Linked DNA regions of Homo sapiens: region 1 is linked to region 2. A link is an interaction called in ENCODE POLR2A ChIA-PET data of the cell type or tissue named here. Cell type or tissue: endothelial cell of umbilical vein. All regions are shown on one strand. Links, peaks and the distances in the headings refer to the core of each region. The heading gives the core; the rest is flanking DNA. Region 1 overlaps PRIMPOL (primase and DNA directed polymerase). Region 2 has its middle 1.6 kb from the start of LINC02363.

Region 1 (2,916 bases), core at 107-2,606, 300 kb before region 2:
TCTGTAGTAATGGATGATTTTTCTTTCTATATAATACTTCCATGTCAACCACGCCAGAGTAAGGGGGCCAGGCAATAATTTTCCAATTTGGGATTATAATTCATTTACAAAAGAAAAAGAATAGGTTTTTAGAAGAGTGGGAAAACTTTCACTCTAGATTAAAAACAGCCAAATCAGCCACAAACCCCTTGCCATTTTTCCCATCAAGAGATGGCACCTAAACTCACTCTCGTACTGACTCTCAGCTTGGCCATATGACTTGTTTTGGGCCAACATCACATTGACAAAAGTGAAGCAAGCAGAGGTTTAACGAGTGCCTTTGCAGCAGACTTGGTTATCCCAGAGTCCTGCCCTGAGATTGCCATGCCATAACTCTAGCCTCATAGAGGATGAAAGCCCACATGGAAAAGAACCAAGGAATTGCAGCCAACAGCCAGCATAAGCAGTCTGATATGTGAGCTGGGCCATTCCGGACATCCAGCCGTCATCTGAATTCAACGCATTAGTAAGCCTGAGTCCCAGAGAGACCTATCAAACTGCCCAGCCAACCCACAGAGCTATAAGAAAAAAATAAATTTGGTTGTTTTGTCTTTTTTAAGCCAGTAAGTTTGGGGCTGGCTTTGACATAGAAATAGGTAATTAATAGAGTTCCTCTCTTCATTAATATCATCTCTGCCATAATTTACCTATGTGGAAAACAGATATATTGGGGCTTTTTTGAAGTGAAATAATATGTACTAAATCATTTAACAGTGAAGTCCTATTTCTTTGGTAACACATTTGTGCTTATTGAGTTGATAAACATTGTCTTGAATTTTAGCAGAAAACTTTGCAGCAACACAAACTCATTGGCAAATGAGTATTTCCTGGAAGGAAAACCAGAATCTCCCTAAAAGATTAAGAAAGGGGGCCAGGCGCGGTGGCTCCTGCCTGTATTCCCAGCACTTTGGGACGCTGAGGCGGGTGGATCATGAGGTCATGAGTTCGAGACCAGCCTGACCAAGATGGTGAAACCCCGTCTCTACTAAAAATACAAAAATTAGCTGGGCATGGTGGTGGGCACCTATAATCCCAACTACTCGGGAGGCTGAGGCAAGAGAATAGTTTGAACCAGGAGTGGAGGTGCCAGTGAGCCGAGATCGCACCACTGCACTCCAGCCTGGGTGACAGGGCAAGACTCCATCTCAAAAAAAAAAAAAAAAAGATTACGAGAGGGTAGACCAGGCGCCGTGGTTCATGCCTGTAATCCCAGCACTTTGGGAGGCAGAGGAGGGCGGATTACCTGAGGTCAGGAGTTCGAGACCAGCCTGACCAATATGGTGAAACCCCGTCTCTACTAAAAATACAAAAATTAGCCAGGCGTGGTGGCGGGCACCTGTAATCCCAAATACTTGGGAGGCTGAGACAGGAAAATTGCTTGAACCCAGGAGGCAGAGATTGCAGTGAGCTGAAATTATGACACTGCACTCTAGCCTCCTGAGTAGCTGGGACTACTCCATCTCAAAAGAAAAGAAAAAAAAAAGGGATAGTACATCATGACCTTGTTAGAAAAAAAACAAAGGCATATTATCCGCAGATTTCAAATTTGACATCAATCGTAACAGACCTAAGAAAGATATTCTCTCAGAGTTATACCTAATCCACATATAAAGTATATACTAGGAAACAGAAATATAATTCTAAAGGTACTAACATAAATTTCATAACAGGTATGCTTAGGGAAAATATCAATTCACTGGATGGAGGAGATGAAGCAATTTTTTTAAAAACTGCTTCAGCCGGGCGCGGTGGCTCACGCTTGTAATCCCAGCACTTTCGGAGGCCAAGGCAGGCGGATCACAAGGTCAGGAGATCGAGACCATCCTGGCTAACACAGTGAAACCCTGTCTCTACTAAAAATACAAAACAAATTAGCTGGGCGTGGTGGTGGGTGCCTGTAGTCCCAGCTACTCAGGAGGCTGAGGCAGGAGAATGGCGTGAACCCGGGAGGCAGAGCTTGCAGTGAGCCAAGATCGTGCCACTGCACTCTAGCCTGGGCAACGGAGCGAGACTCTGTCTCAAAAAAAAAAAAAAACTGCTTTAACTTGTCAATACAAAGTGATATGGCTCCTTATTGCTAGATTCTGAGTATTCAGTTACTTTGATCTGCTTCACGTGCAGCTAAAAATCTGCTATACTTAGATAAACCTAATTGAGAAACTGACTTTCTATCATGAAGTTTATTAACTTTTAACAAAGTCCATTGATTATTAGTGAAGAAAATAAATACAGAATGCAATCACATCTGAATCTAGCTAGTATCTACCAATAACTGACTACAAATGACTATGTGGATATTCGTACTTCGTGACACTGAAATTTTATCATGAAAAATTGTTTGATTTTGTAAAAGTCTTGGTAGGACCACGGGAGTATGTCATACAGGAACATCATGGAGTCACAATGAAAAAACAGCTTAAGACTCACTGAACTGGGGAAACCATGAGCATCAACAGAAGAAGAAAGAGAAGTTCAGTATATGTCATGCCCCCTTCATATCTGCACAGCTTGAAAATTTTAACAGCTGGGTTGAGCATCAGAAGACAACTGGGGCTTGGTGTAGTCCAGCAGGAGGGTTGAATTACAAAAAGCAAAGGAAATGGAGAACAGTAAGGCATCTGGCATTCTGGTTTGGGACTATCACATTCCTCATCCCTCCCCTCTGGGGGAATATGTCACCATATTAGAAATGCTTTTCATTCCCGGTGGTGAAAGAGTGTTGTCTTTCTTTTACATAATTGTGTATCAAAGCTCCTTTCCACTCAGGGACTGTAACTATTTTTGGTAAGTTTCCAAGTTCCGAAGGAAAACTTTTATTGTATTTTAAAAGATTGGGCTCCGCCCGGTGCAGTGGCTTGCACCTGTAATCCCAGCACT
Region 2 (2,916 bases), core at 286-2,785:
CCATCTTTGCTGCATCCCCACAGGAAGGACCATCTCCCAGCTCCAAAGTACTGCTCCAAATGAATGTAATACAGATCAAGACAGCAAAGCATGGTCTTATGGACCTGCTGGGACTAGGAGCGGTTTGATCATCTGTGGAGCTATCCCACAGGCTGGGGCTGGGTAGAATCCATAGTGTAAGTGACATGGTGGCCAAAGGTTGGATGTTCATCAGGGAATTCTGCTCCCCTTCTCTGTTGCTGGGAAGTGGCTGCTCAGCCAGAGAAGATGTTTTCAAGAGACACCTGCATCTACTTAATAATTTGGGCCAGGTGACAGTTCTGGCCATGGGAAGCTAGGAGGAAGTGATGTATGACACTTCCACACCTGGCCCACAAAACGCTCCGGCCCATCCTTTGCTCTCTGATCCTATCTGTTGGCAGCAGTGCTGGGGACATGCCCGTAGGATGGCAGAGCCTGTCTCGGCATAGGCTCCACAGGATTGTCTGGCACGTCCCTCATTCTTGCCTTGCGCCAATTCCTGCATGAGTGGGAAGTGAATTTCTATTGTGTTTCATCACTGAGGTTTGGGGCTTTTGTGTGGTAGAAGCCACGTTACCTTAATTCAAGGTGATTTGTGATTCACTTTCTCCAGAATGTCAGCCCAGGCATGCTGGAGATTTGGCTCTGTAGTGACCAGATAATTGAGGGTATCTGGTAGGGGATTACCCCAGGTAAGACCAAGTTACTTTGAGCCAACACTCAGTACCTGTTGACACATTTCAGGACAAGAAGGAAGCTTGACGTTTAAAAGTTAATCCTGTGGCCTTGATGCTGAGTGAATTTATAATGCAGAATAAGCCCCAAAAAGAGACATCTATTTACTACAAATTTTTATTATTTACTTATTGTTATTATCTTTTGAGACAGGGTCTGCTTTTGTCACCTAGGCTGGAGTACAGTGGCATAATCACGACTCACTGCAGGCTTGACCTCCCTGCCTTAAATGATCCTCCCACCTCAGCCTCCTGAGTATCTGGGACTACAGGCTGGCTAATTTTTAAACTTTTTGTAGAGACAGGTTTTCACCACGTTGTCCAGGCTGGTCTCAAACTCCTGGACTCAAATGATCCACCCACCTCGGCTTCCCCAAGTGCTAGGATTACAGGCGTGAGCCATCGTGCCCAGCCTACTACAAATTTTAAAGGCTCTTTCTTGGAATTTCATTATCCAAGTAAACATTTTGGGAGTTACCTGCTCCATAATTATTTATTGATAGATTTATTTAACTGGAAAAGAAACACCAAGGCCTTTATATTCCCCATCCTAGTTTATGCAAAATTGGTTAGATGTCTTAAGCAAAGAAAAAAATAGTCCTAACAACCACTTGAATTTCTAAATGCCTTAAACAATACCTATAGGCTACTAAACTGGCCAGATAATATTACAAAATTGGCTGTGCTGTGTTTTTCATTTCAACCCTTTCTCTGTAAGGAAGGGTCCCCAGAAAAGAACAGTTCACTTTCACTTCAGTAACTGGTGGAGATTATCCTCCCTTCCTTTTTCAGACTGTCCCATAGACTTCTTGCACTGGGAAATTTGCCAAGTTCCTCACATTTTAGCCACATAAGGCAAAACTCACCGGAAACATGCATTTCCCTTCTCTTCCAGCAACAATGACTTTACCCAGAGTCACCAGGAAGTCCTGTCCACTGTCAGCTGTGCAGTATGTGTGTGTGTGTGTGTGTGTGTTTCACCCAAAATGTGGCATGAAACAGACTTACATAAAAAACAACAGAAAGGCCTTTTTGCAGCACTGCTTGGAAACCCCCATCCTGCTTGATAAGCCTTCTTCGCTGTGTTGCCCCTGCAGGGGCCACTCCTGCCTAAGCTGGGTGGTGGTCCCCCACCTCACCTGTGGGCAGCTCATCCTGGAGGACACAGCATGGGTGAGGGGGTGCCTATTCTCAGTTGTCCCTAGGCACAAAAATTCTGCTACTTTTCTTTTTTAGGAAAGTGATTCCCTTCCAGAAAATATTTTTTTCTTGCTTCAAGTAGAATACTTTTTTTTTTTTTTTTTTAAATACAGGGTCTCACTGTGTCACCCCGGCTGGAGTGTAGTGGCACCATCACGGCTCACTGCAGCCTTGGCCTCCTCAGGCTCAAGTGATCCTCCTTTCTCAGCCTCCTGAGTAGCTGGGGCTATAGGTGAGCACAACCACTCTCAGTTAATTTTTGTATTTTTTGTAGAGATGGGGTTTTGCCGTGTTGCCCAGGCTGGTCTTGAACTCCTGGACTCAAGCGATCTACCCACTTCGACCTCACAAAATGAGGGCTTACAGGTGTGAGCCACTGCACCCGGCCAGCACTCTCAGAATTGATCCTTGTCATGTTCCTCTCACCCATCACTGTAGCTGAAGCCCTGGAGAAGCCACTGATTACCCTCTAATCGTCCTAGGTGTTGGTTTCTCTGTTAACATAATGTCTATAATCGGAACTCTTAACCAGGAAAACTTCCCAAACAATATAAATTCAGTGAAAATATGTGCACTGCTCATACCTGGTTCCCCCGGTACTGTTGCTGCATAAGAAGTCACCCCTTAATTTAGTGGTTTAAAAAGATCATCTTATTTATGCTCTCAGAGTCTGTGGGTTTGGAATTTATTTTATTTTATTTAATTAATTAATTAATTAATTATTTAAGATGGAGTCTCACTCTGTCACCCAGGCTGGAGTGCAATGGCACGATCTCCGCTCACTGCAACCTCTGCCTCCTGGGTTCAAGCGATTTTCCTGCCTCAGCCTCTTGAGTAGCTGAGATTACAGGCAAGTGCCACCATGCCCGGCTAATTTTTTTCTATTTTTAGTAGAGACGGGGTTTCACCATATTGGTCAGGCTGGTCTTGCACTCTTGACCTCGTGATCCGCCTGCCTCAG

Evidence for each region. ChIA-PET counts read pairs that join two places held together with the same protein. Peaks named below come from ENCODE experiments on the same cell type or tissue, not always from the same donor. Only the 100,000 strongest peaks of a DNase experiment are listed, where the experiment ranks them.
Region 1: POLR2A ChIA-PET joins it to region 2 with 7 read pairs; 5 of 35 experiments call an interaction of 5 or more read pairs at or near these places.

What each region holds. Positions count from the first base shown.
Region 1 is chr4:184,653,612-184,656,527 of GRCh38, reverse strand. All of the region lies in intron 2 of PRIMPOL (primase and DNA directed polymerase), which reads right to left. Among named protein-coding and RNA genes, the nearest start is that of PRIMPOL, 5.3 kb to the right of the region's middle. In endothelial cell of umbilical vein, for the core only: no CTCF peak of the experiment used is centred there; no DNase peak of the experiment used is centred there.
Region 2 is chr4:184,354,127-184,357,042 of GRCh38, reverse strand. No RefSeq gene overlaps it. Among named protein-coding and RNA genes, the nearest start is that of LINC02363, 1.6 kb to the right of the region's middle. In endothelial cell of umbilical vein, for the core only: no CTCF peak of the experiment used is centred there; a DNase peak (open chromatin) is centred at 1,642; H3K27ac peaks cover 1,494 bases.